2 separate regions of the Mus musculus genome follow, and region 2 is linked to region 1. Evidence: chromatin loops called from intact Hi-C (ENCODE). Cell type or tissue: left cerebral cortex. All regions are shown on one strand. Each heading gives the region's core, and the rest is flanking DNA. Links, peaks and the distances in the headings are about the cores only.

Region 1 (5,708 bases), core at 367-5,366:
AGTTAAACACACTGCTCCGCAGAAGGCTGTAGCAGGTAGCCCTGCAGTCTTTCCTGCTCCCTGCCACACCTTTAAAGCTATCCATAAACCCTGGTCCTGGAAGCATTCCTCCCTTCCTCTCTTGGCAAGAATGTTTTATGCCAGGCCTTTTTCACCTGTTCCACTTTGCCTGTGCCCTTTCCTCTGCCTGCATTATTCAACACCTGCCTTTCCTGTGTGTTCTGTGTCTATGAAAGAATCTGTTTGATTGCCTTAAGGGCAGGCTGTAAATTAATAAATAAACCGGAGGGCCTAAAATCCAGGCTTCTATATGTATTTTTGCTTTCTGTGTTTCAGTCTGTGATCATGGCAGTCTGAATATATCAAATGGAAAATTCCAGAAGTAACCTACTCCTTAAGTTTTCAATTGCACAACATTCTGAATATCGCAGGGGAATCTCAAGACATACTGCCCTAACCTGCCCAGGACATAAATCATCATCCTGTTCCAGGGTATATGCACTGTATATTCTACCCTCCTGATGGGCTAGTACACACGAGTTATCCAACTGTCACAGTACCTCAGTGCTTATGATAAAATTAACTCTATCTTACCTAATAGTTTCCTCAACACACAAGAAAAAAAGTGAATATGCCAAGAGAAGACTCTTGAGTGAAAAGATGAAAGTTCATCCAGGTAGTGGTGGCACACCCCTTTAATCCCAGCACTCGGGAGGCAGAGGCAGGCAGATCTCTATGAGTTCAAGGACAGCCTGATCTACAGAGTGAGTTCCAGGACAAGCCAAAGCTACACAAAGAAGCCCTGTCTCAGAAAACAAAGCAAACAAACAAAAAAAGATGACAGTTCATTACGGCTGTGTACTGGGAAAGGAGCAGATTCAGGGCTCGGGACTATCTACGCCCCACCCCTTGCTGCAGAGCTAGTGACAGTTGGTAGGTGCTGAGGGAGGGGGATATCATTCTTCCCTGAGGGTGTGGCCACTGTGGGTTCCCAGGCACATATGCACAACACCAATCAGAATTAGTGGGTTATGACACACCAAGAGAAAAGAAGACGGGAAGATGGGAGAGGCAGTGTTGGGGGTGGGGGGATATAGAGAGTTGAAGGGGAGACGTAGAGGGGTGTGTATGATCATGTTTCCTTGTATATGAATATGAGATTCTCAATAAAAAAGTAAAACAGAGAGCCTTTTTGATGATTGTGTTCTATTGTCTTATATAAATATGCTACCAGTGATCTATCCCCCTACTGAGGAAGAAAACACTGGACCTCTGCATCCTTTAAATACCACATGGAGAAAAAAGAGTTCTGTTGGTCCCTGTGTTTCTTCTCTGTGACCAGGTCTGTCCAATGGTCTAGCTTAGGTACAGGTGAGATGAATGTGGGAATTATAAAAGGAACTTCCTGCCAAGCAACTTGGCAATGAATGGCGAGACCCTGCTCCCTTTTCTGGGCCCTGTGGTCACTAACTCAGGAAGAATAACTCTTTCTAGGGGTCCCCACACAAGTTAAAATGGGCTTGGCTACATAGGTGAGAATATAAGAAGAATTTTACCCTGGAAATAAGGCTGAGTTTTCAGCAGCCAGGATAGTGTAACAATGCTGTTAAGAAATATAATCTAAAAATCTCTCCCTCCCCCTCCTCAGACTACAGCCCTGGAGCTTGGACTGACTAGTGGAGCCCCAAAGGAAGCTGGCTCTTCAACCATTAGTAGCATCCTGGGTGTGGCCAGTAAAACAGATAAGTCAGCGCTGTGACTTTAACAGGGCTGAACTGGCTGGCCTGCTGCAGGCTTGACTGCAGCGAGCTCTGCAGTGCAGCACCTGGCTGAGCCAAGGCTGTCCCAGCACCTCCCCTGAACCCAGGGCTCTCAAGCCGCCCCCAGCCTGCAAGCAGCAGGACCTTGGTGAGCTTTGATTAGGCCAAGAGCTCCTGGTGGCCTTAGATTAATACCTGGGGGAGAAAAGACGCAAATTCTGCTTTCTTTAAACGAGGCACTGTTTCAATAATTCATCAGAGGCAAAGTGGTTAATGGGAAACAAGTAATTCCTAAAGCTTGGGTCAAAGAGCTTTCAGACACAGCGTAGCATATCTGCAGAATATTCAAGAAAGCCCTTGAGCCTGGGGGATATCTCTATTGGTGAAGTGCTGCTTATCCCGGGATCATATATCACAGGACCTGAATTTGAATGCCTAGAACCCACATTTAAAAGCTAGGAATGCTAGCAGACACCTGTAATCCTAGCACTAGAGACACACAGAAGACATGAGAGTCCTTGGGCTTGCTGGCTAGCCAATCAAGCCCAATCTGGGAGCTTCAGGGTCTCTTTGAGAAAGCCTGTCTTTAAAAAGCAAAGTAGGAGAGAACAAAGGAAGATGCGTAATGTCAACCTCTGTCCTATAAACACACACACACACACACACACACACACACACACGTCCTGAATCCATATGGCTTTGCTTTCTTATTTTCACACTAACTGGGAATGTTTTCTGCTATGATCGTGATGTCTTGCCAAGATTTACTTAACCTTGTGTGGCAAAATCTCTACAAGTAGAAGCAACGCGAATCATCTGAGAGATAGGAGACAAGCGCCTTCTGAGGCAGGTTTCTCTGCTCTGTCACTGCTGGCTGAAATGTTCATGCAAGCTGGGTGCCTAGAGAGTGTCCGTCCATCAGCTGTACCCCCACTTCCCTCTTCTCCCTCTACGCGTTCTTTATATAAGATCTCCTCGCGGTTACATAAAGATATATGGAACACAGAGCCAATTAAGTGTCTTTCCACGCCTCTTTCATCTTCCCACACCTTCCAGCTCTCCTAACAGAGATGAGAAACCCAATTAGGCCGATTAAAATAGCAGGGCTCTGTGATAGCCCCGTGTAGGCGCTGCTGCAGAGTACTGTATCTTACAACCTGCAAGAAAAGGCCCAAAATGGAAACAACGATATTAATATGCCCCCATTCCTGTTGGATCATCATTTAGCTTGTCAAACTAACTCATCACGGCAGAGCCGAATGTTCTAGCCCCTTCTGGGATGCTCGGGCTTGTGTCTCCCTCCCCCTTGTCCTGTTAAGAAGGAAGCGAAGCATCAGGCAGAAAATAAAAGGGTGAGAATCTCAGAGTTTGGCTTTATTTGAGCATTTGATCGTAGGCTAATTCTTACTATAGCCAATGACAGTGCCCACAGAATGAGAGCCGAAAAATTACCCATGTCCGTGGGTAATGCGTGGGATTAGAGCAAATGGCCTAAATAGCTTTCCAGTTCATATGTTTGGAGGGTTCTGCCACCTTGTGGTCAAATGGCGCCACTGCAAGATGCTGAGGTCTCTCTAAGTCTGCATATTCAGGAAGAAAGTCTTCATATTCAAAAATGTATGTAATACCTACCTCCGCAGAGGTACCTGCTCCGGTGGGGTAAGGTATATTTAGGGTGCTTTTCCAAGTTTGATGTGGAAACACTTTTGACTCTGTCATCAGGAAGTTTTTATTGGGGTTTTATTGAGAAGTACAACCCTTAAAGGTTGTACACGTTATATAGAGACAGAGATGACATCTGCAGTAGTTTGAATAGGGACGGCCACCATAGACTCATGTGTTTGAATGATTGTCCCATAGGAAGTGGAACTATTAGGAGATATAGGTATGGACTTGTTAGAGTAGGTGTGGCCTTGTTAGAGGAAGTGTGTCACTAGAAGGGCGAGCTTTGAGTTCTCCTATGCTCAAGCTATGCCTAGTGTGGCAATCTCCTATTGCTGTCTGTGGATCAAGATATAGGACTCTTGGTTCCTTCAATACCAATATCTACCATGACTAAAATGGACTAAACCTCTGAAACTGTAAGCCAGCCCCAGTTAAATGTTTTCCTTCATAAGAGCTGTGATCATGGTGTCTCTTCACTTAGACAACATCTTAGGTCCTCCTAAACTAGACTGACAGAAAAAAAATGTTGGTGGATTTAGGCAGGCTTTTCCCTTACATTACACCTTGAGATGAATGTTCAAAATAAAGAAGAAAAGACACCAGCTAAGTGACATCCTAGACACACAGGTTTTACAGCTTGCTGAAACAGCTGTCTATTGTGACTTCGAGGTAACTGAGACCATCACACACCTGATGATACATAATTTTCCAGGATCGACAATGGTTATTAAGATATATATGACAAACTCCACATGGATAGAAAGTCAGTTAACTGCTATGCACATAATAAGCACCTACAGTAAGGCTCCTCCAGGTAGCTAACTGTCACCTTAGAAGATGAGACTGGATTCTGTCTTGTGTCTCAGGAACCAATGATCTGGTCACGTGACTTCTGGTCCCCTCCACCCACGTGCCTTACTTTAGATTTCTGGTGTGGATGAAGTCTGAGAGGGACGGGAGGGACTGACACCTGAGTCTTCTGTGTTCTTGACTCTCTGAGGATCATTTCAGCTAAACATTCGCCCTCTGTAACCCCCCCCCACCCCGTTCTCTGATAAGAGACTGTGTTGCCTTTGCCTTACAATGCAAAGGCAGGTTCTCAAAGAGCTAAGGAGGTCTGGAGTTAACAGAGCGAGGGAGATGGTGAGTGCAGCTAGGGTGAGAGTGTGGATGGAATAGAAACAGCTATGTGGTGATTGACAGCCTCAGGTGATAATACTTATGCAACGTAAGAAGTTCCCTAGCATCTATATGCACCATGAGTTGGAGAGATGGCTAAGCCATTGAGAGCACTGGCTACTCTTCTTGAGGACCGGGGTTCCACTCCCAGCTTCCGCAGGACAGCTCACAACTACCTGGAACTCCAGTTACGGGAGATCTAGCATCCTCTTTGGGCTTCTGTGGGCACAAATGGTGAACAGGCATACATGGAAGCAAAACACCCTTACACACAAAAGATTAAAAATAAAAAAAATTGAAATTAATAAAACAATATGCAACTCATCCCCCCCCCCCCCAGGTGCACATAACAATACTTTCCCATGCCAGTGGTCAGCCAGGGTCACTCCATCTAGTAACCTTCCTCCATGAGCTTGTCTTTCCAGATTCTTGCTCTCCTCACCCCCAAAAACGATTTTACATACTGGCTCCAGACTAATGGATTCCCTCTCTTTCCTCTGGCCATCCAGAAATGAGTGGATGAGCCTGAGGCACTGGGACTGCAAACATATGCTATAGAACCTGTCAGTCTCAGAGGGCATAGAGCCTCCCCCACTTCTTCTGATACCCCAAAGAAGGAAATCCCACTCTGCCATGTGTACCTGAACCTCCTCAGACGTTCAAACACTGCTGCTGTCTGTCCATCTTTGTTGTTACGGACTCTTTCAATAAACCTCTTACCTAAAAAGACAATCCAGGGCTGGAGAGATGGTTAAGAGTACTGCCTGCTCTTCCAGAGGTCCTGAGTTCAAATCCCAGCAACCACATGGTGGCTCACAACCATCTGTAATGAGATCTGACGCCCTCTTCTGGTGTGGCTGAAGACCAGTGTACTTATGTATAATAAAATAAATAAACCTTTAAAAAAAAAAACAGATAACTCAACTCTTCACCCTTCACCCCACGACCTTCACCCTTCACCAACCACTTACACTTGGTTTTACCAGGAAAGGGTGGCAATTCCAGTATGTCAGTTAATGGCTTGCTAAGCTCCTGGTTTGAGGTGACTCTAAAGCTCATTTGGGGGATAATGAACTCATTAAATATGTGGGCGGGGACTTTGGT
Region 2 (5,708 bases), core at 315-5,314, 92 kb before region 1:
CTTGTGTGGTCTTTAAAGGGTTTTTAAATGTATAGCATCAAAGGCAATTATGTGAGGCAGTAGAATTAAGCAGACAACACACCATTCATGAGCTCAGGATTCCAGGCAACATGTTTGCAGTGGCAGATAACCTCTGATAATCTTACTCCTCTCCGCCCCCCCATGACATTCCTCTTAATTGTATCATGGGCTCAGGTTTCAATTTATGCCCGATATTCAAGGATATATTAAAAATGTAACCACCGTGACAACTGTGTGGGATTCATAGTCCATCCAGGTTGCACTACTATATAATAGTCCATCATAATTTCAAAACCGTCTTTTAGGAAGCCATCCCTCCAGCTAGCATTGTGTGTTTTGCATGCTGAATGACGCTCTTATTTATGAATGGTCTCATTCATATTTATTATCAGTAACGTTTGAAATATTTTCTAGACTTGACCTATTTGTCTATCCCTCAGAATGTCCAATTATCTACTGCACTCACTACAACTTTTACTTTATAAAAAACTGGAGGTCAGTCGTCCACTTACCTATGGTTTATGTTGGTGCCTTATTTAAGGTACTTTAATTAAGTAAAAACCACAGCAAAATATGTCATTCAGTGTAACTTTATTTACTATTTATTGCACATAACTCGAGGTCTTTAATTTCTAACCACTGAAGATTCAAGTTACTATTTTTCCCATGAGGTTGCACATGAACATTAGTGAATTCATTTATTCGTGTTGTGTGTGTGGTTTTTTTTTTATTATTATTGTAAACATCTGTGTGATTCACATTGCCATAGATCCTGAACTCATAAGCATGGACCATGCACAGGCTGGCAGCAAGCCAGAAAGCCACTCTGCAAGCAAACAGATACTCTGCGTAAGGAGGAAATTCATAGCACAACATTGAAAGTCCAACCTAAGTCATCTCAGAATTATACATGTATTGACTTCTTAATTTGTATAGGATCTGGAACTCAACTGGTTGGTTGGTGATGAGGTTGACCTGATTGGGGAGAACTTTTCCTGGAATAGTTGGGAATAGGGCTCAATCTTTCTTCTTAGCCACCTGCTCCTCTCCAGCACTCTCCTCTTTCTTCTCTTCCTCTTCAGATTCTTTGGTGTCTTCCTCCTCACCCTCACCACCTTCTTCTTCTTCTTTTGTGTCTTCAGACTCATCCTTGGCAGCTTGAACATAAAAAGAAAATACAAAACTCCAGGGTAGGTCTAGGCAAACCATTTCTACTGAGGCTTTGTGGGCTAATAATCACTATTGTCAGACTGTGTCTAAAAACTTCTTGGCCCCACTCTCCTAAAGGATATGTAAAAGGAGGTTGCTTCCAGGTACTGGAAGCTCATCTCCTCTCCAAGAGCTGCCCTCAGTAATTTCATATGTCTGGCACTGATGTTCTTTAGGGCGCAATCAACTCTTTGTCTTTTGGCCAACATCAAATGTTCCTTTGGGTACCAAACCACTGTGTTAAATGAGTGTACATGAACGTTTTATAATTTACCATCTGTGCTTACTAAACGTGTGTGTTCTCGTTAAATGTGCACTGTTTATGACTGCAAAGCTCACATAGAATTTAGATAAGCAAAGCCTGCATAGGTCATGGATCTCCCAATAAAAATCCACAGCCAATTTGCAATAGAGATTCTGAAAGGGTTTTTTTTTAATGCTTTTCATACCTTCTTCCTCCTCAGCGCCTTCCTCTTCCTCTCCCTCCTCTTTCTCCTTCTCCTCCTCTTCTGCTTCTCCTTCAGAGGGGGGCTCATCCTTGGCCTCCTCAGCTTTCGTAGCCTCAATGGTCTCCTCGACCTCTGTCTGCTCTTCCTGGACGTGGCTGGTATAGTAGGCTGGGAAAGAGCGAGCAGACATCAAGTAGGAGCTGCTCTGCAAGCCACTGTAAGCAGAACGGCCGAAGACCTGCGAGCTCTGAGAGTAGCCGCTGGTTATGCTACCCACGCTGGTGAAACTGAGCCTGGTCTCTTCGCCTTCCAAGAGTTTTCTGGTGGAGAGGGAATGAAGAGTACAGTTAGAGCAAGGCTGGATGTGTTCATTGCTCTAAGCCCACATTCATTACTTTCCTCTACAACCAACCTCAAAGGCAAATACAAGAACAAATACGGTTAGGCATAATCAAAATTTAATAAGGAGTTCACGAGAGACCCCACCCAAAAAGACCTTCTATGCATCCCTATTAGGTTTAAAATATGAATGCTAAGAACAGGGCTTATGTTACTTCAGGGTTAATTCCCTACACATTTGTACCCTCTTGGAGGAAGACCAAAGTAGGACTATTCTAGAGCACGTGGGACTCACTATAACTGCACTGACTGGGTCATCTGCTCTGTCCTGAGCCGCCATGCCCACTGCCAGCACCACCCTGATGTTACCTGTAAGCTGCAATCTCGATGTCCAAGGCCATCTTGACATTGAGGAGGTCCTGGTACTCCTTCAGGTACCTGGCCATCTCGCTCTTCGTGCTTCTCAGCTCATTCTCCAGTTTGTTGATTGTGTCCTGTAGGAAGATTGTTTTAAAAAATTCAAAACACAAATCTCTACTGCATTTGTTTTACTGTAGTATCCATGATAAGTTCTGGTCTTAGTTAACTCCAAAGTGTACACCTTCCAGAAATCTCCCTTAAAATAATGGGGTGGGGTGGGGCATAGGGGGAGGGGTTGGCCTAAAATGCCCAGTCTAGTGAAGCAAGAGAAGGAGAGGAGGAAGAGGAGGGGAGTAGACTGATGTGAACAATTTTGAAAATTGTTCTCAATTGATTATGGTAAGCTGTCTTTTAAAACTACCAAATTGATGATGATATTATTATTATTATTAACCACCCTTGTCACATTTCTTTTAGCCAGGTCGCATTTGGGAAGGGGAATATATATATAGTGTGTGTGTGTTTGTCTAAATAAATATATAAATAAAAATTAAATTATATATATTTGTGTAGCTGTTTGTCTAAAATGCTTCCCCCCGCCAAAGATGAAGAACTTTTTTTTTAATGGACTGCAGTGATTAATTGCTAAAATATTGTGACTGTATTCTTGTGTCCCTATTAAAAAAAAAAACTATCCCAAGGCTGGGTGGCCCAAAACTAGTGAGAGCTAGCAGGCATATTTATTAACCAGGAGATCCAGGAAGTACTGAGGGTAACTTGGGAGTTAAGGGTTGTCAGTAAAGAGAAGGCATTACTTGGCAACGCCCAACTCCGACTCCCTCCGCCCCTTCCTCCCAACTCACCCCTAACAACCCTGATTCAACCAGAACAAGCAATCCCCAGGCAGCAGTCGCGCCCCGCCCCCTCCAAATGCCCCATCCTTTCCACAACCTCTCGGAAGCCAAGCCCTCTGATAGCTGCTCTGTGCTCTAGAACCCCCTAGCGTTCACTCTCTGGGTACACCCTGACTCCCCCCCCCCCCGCCGCCGCCCCTACCGTGGACCTCCCCACCCCCACTGAGCTTAAACCGTACTATACCTGCATGGCGCTAATGTCTGCATTCTGCTTGTCCTCTAGCTCCTGCAGCTGCTTCTCCAGAGCTTCGTTCATACCCCGGCAGGCTTCGATCTCCAGGGTCTTAGCCTTGAGCAGGCGGCGGCTTTCCGACACCTCGTCCTTGGCAGCGCGCACAGCGTCGGTGTTCTTGGCGGCGCTCTCGGTTAGCACGGTGAAGCGGCTCTTGAACCACTCTTCGGCGTTCTGCATGTTCTTGGCGGCCAGCTTCTCGTACTGAGCGCGGATGTCCTTGAGAGCGGCGGAGAGGTCGGGCTTGGAGGACACGTCCATCTCCACGGAGATCTGAGCATACTGGATCTGAGCCTGCAGCTCGGCGATCTCTTCCTCGTGCACCTTCTTCAGGAAAGCTATCTCGTCCATCAGGCTGTCGATGCGCTTCTCCAGCTCGGCGCGGGCGAGCGCGGCCTCATCCGCACCTTTGCGCGCTTCCATCAGCCGGCCCTCGGCGTCCTCGCGGCTCAGCACTTCTTCCTCATAGCGAGCCTGCAGGTTGCGCAGAGTCTCCTCCAGCCCCTCGCGCTCGCCCTGCAGCGCCTGCTTCTCGTTAGTGGCGTCTTCCGCTGCCAGCCGCAGATCGCGGATCTCCTGCTCGTACAGGGCGCGGAAGCGGGAAGGCTCAGAGTGTTTCTGGCGCAGCACCAACAGCTCGGCTTCCAGGACCTTGTTCTGCTGCTCCAGCTCGTGCACGCGCTCGATGAAGCTGGCGAAGCGATCGTTGAGGTCCTGCAGCTGTGCCTTCTCTTGTGTGCGGATAGACTTGAGGTCGTTGCTGATGGCGGCTACCTGGCTCAGATCGAGATTCTCCAGGCTGGGCATCAAAGAGCCAGAGCTGGACGAGTAGCTGCGGCGCACGGACAGCGAGGAGGAGACCGGCGCGGAGTAGCTGGAGTACGCGGAGCGCGCCGTGCTGTAGCCGCTGCGCACGCTGGAGATGTGCACCCGGGGCGTCTCCACATAGCGCCGCTTGTAGGAGGTCGAAAAGTACGGATCGTAGCCGAACGAACTCATGGTGGCGGCCGGTGCGCCCCTCAGGCCCGGGGCGGAGATGGGGGACCTAGAGAGAAGAACGGGGGAGAAGAGGGAAAGGGGAGGATGGATGGCTGTGTGCGGCTCGGCGCGGTCCTGCCACCTCTATTTATACGCCGGGACTCTGACGCAGACTGTGATCGATCGCCGTGCGCAGGCCAGTGGGGGCAGCGCGTTGCTGCAGCCAAGGGGAGGATTCTGCGCAAAAGCAAAGGCGGGGGCGAACGACAGAAGGCTAGCGAGCTGCGGCTCCAGCCTGGCCGCTTTTCTATGAGGACCCCTACTTTCTCTGAGACCCCCATAACTTCCCTGCTTATTCTTTTCCTTTCCTATTCCCCCGTCCCATCCTGCCTCTTAATACCTAAAGCCCACATCACTAGGACTCTTAAATGTTCCAAATAAAAAGGTTCGCGATCCCTACTGACACATCAACTTTTAACATCCAATGTCACAAAGACACCTTCACCCCACCCCACCCCACCCCACCCCACTCCCAGCTTTCCCTTTTTGCCTCAGGGACCCTCTCAAGCACCCTGATTCGTGTTTAAGCAGCACGTTTGGGTTGCTGACAATAGCTAATGTTCTTGCGGCATTACTGCAGGAAAAGTTTTGCATGTCTTTGTAGCTATTTTCTGACGTTTTCTTAAATTCGCCCCACTTTCTCCTGCCTCCTTTTATTTTTATTTCTATTTCTTTCCGTATTACTCTTCTTCTCAATACATAGGGAAATTGCACCACTACACACCATTGGAACCGCAGGACAGCGGGTGTTCATTTTGGCATTTTAAAACCTTTACAGCAGTTAATTTGTCTGACACCTTTCATAGAATTTCCCCTTTCTTTGTGAGAAATGTAGTCGGGAATGCTTAGGAGGGGTTGGAACCAGCCAGGTAAAGATTTGCAAGGCAAAAGACGGGCGCGCTCGGCCGCGGGAGAACTTCAGGGTGCCTTTATCCTCACTGAGCTATTCATACTTCCAACGCCTCAAAAGCCTCTTCTCCTCTTTTTAACACCTGTGTGGTACCCCAACCTGATGGTTTCAACAAGCCATGAAGGTAGATGGGGAGAGAGAGAGAGAGAGAGAGAGAGAGAGAGAGAGAGAGAGAGAGACTGCTGCAAAGGGCTACCCGCTCTGGGTGTGGTCTTCAGGAAGAGAACGCTGCATGG

The links. A loop is a pair of places that touch in the nucleus more often than their neighbours do. Peaks named below come from ENCODE experiments on the same cell type or tissue, not always from the same donor. Only the 100,000 strongest peaks of a DNase experiment are listed, where the experiment ranks them.
Region 2: a loop joins it to region 1, with 3 times the contacts of the local background. A loop is called at or near these places in 1 of 42 quality-filtered maps.

What each region holds. Positions count from the first base shown.
Region 1 is chr14:67,990,907-67,996,614 of GRCm38, reverse strand. No RefSeq gene overlaps it. Among named protein-coding and RNA genes, the nearest start is that of Gm41189, 42 kb to the left of the region's middle. In left cerebral cortex, for the core only: a CTCF peak has its summit at 3,304 (motif pointing left); DNase peaks (open chromatin) are centred at 2,860 and 3,246; H3K4me3 peaks cover 348 bases; H3K27ac peaks cover 1,207 bases.
Region 2 is chr14:68,082,778-68,088,485 of GRCm38, reverse strand. It overlaps Nefl (neurofilament, light polypeptide), which reads right to left and starts at 4,623. Exons shown (of 4, transcript NM_010910.2): 1 at 3,477-4,623; 2 at 2,388-2,512; 3 at 1,680-1,999; 4 at 1-1,178. The coding sequence starts at 4,523. The coding sequence ends at 1,039. In left cerebral cortex, for the core only: a CTCF peak has its summit at 3,365; DNase peaks (open chromatin) are centred at 3,367, 4,165 and 4,650; H3K4me3 peaks cover 2,421 bases; H3K27ac peaks cover 1,566 bases.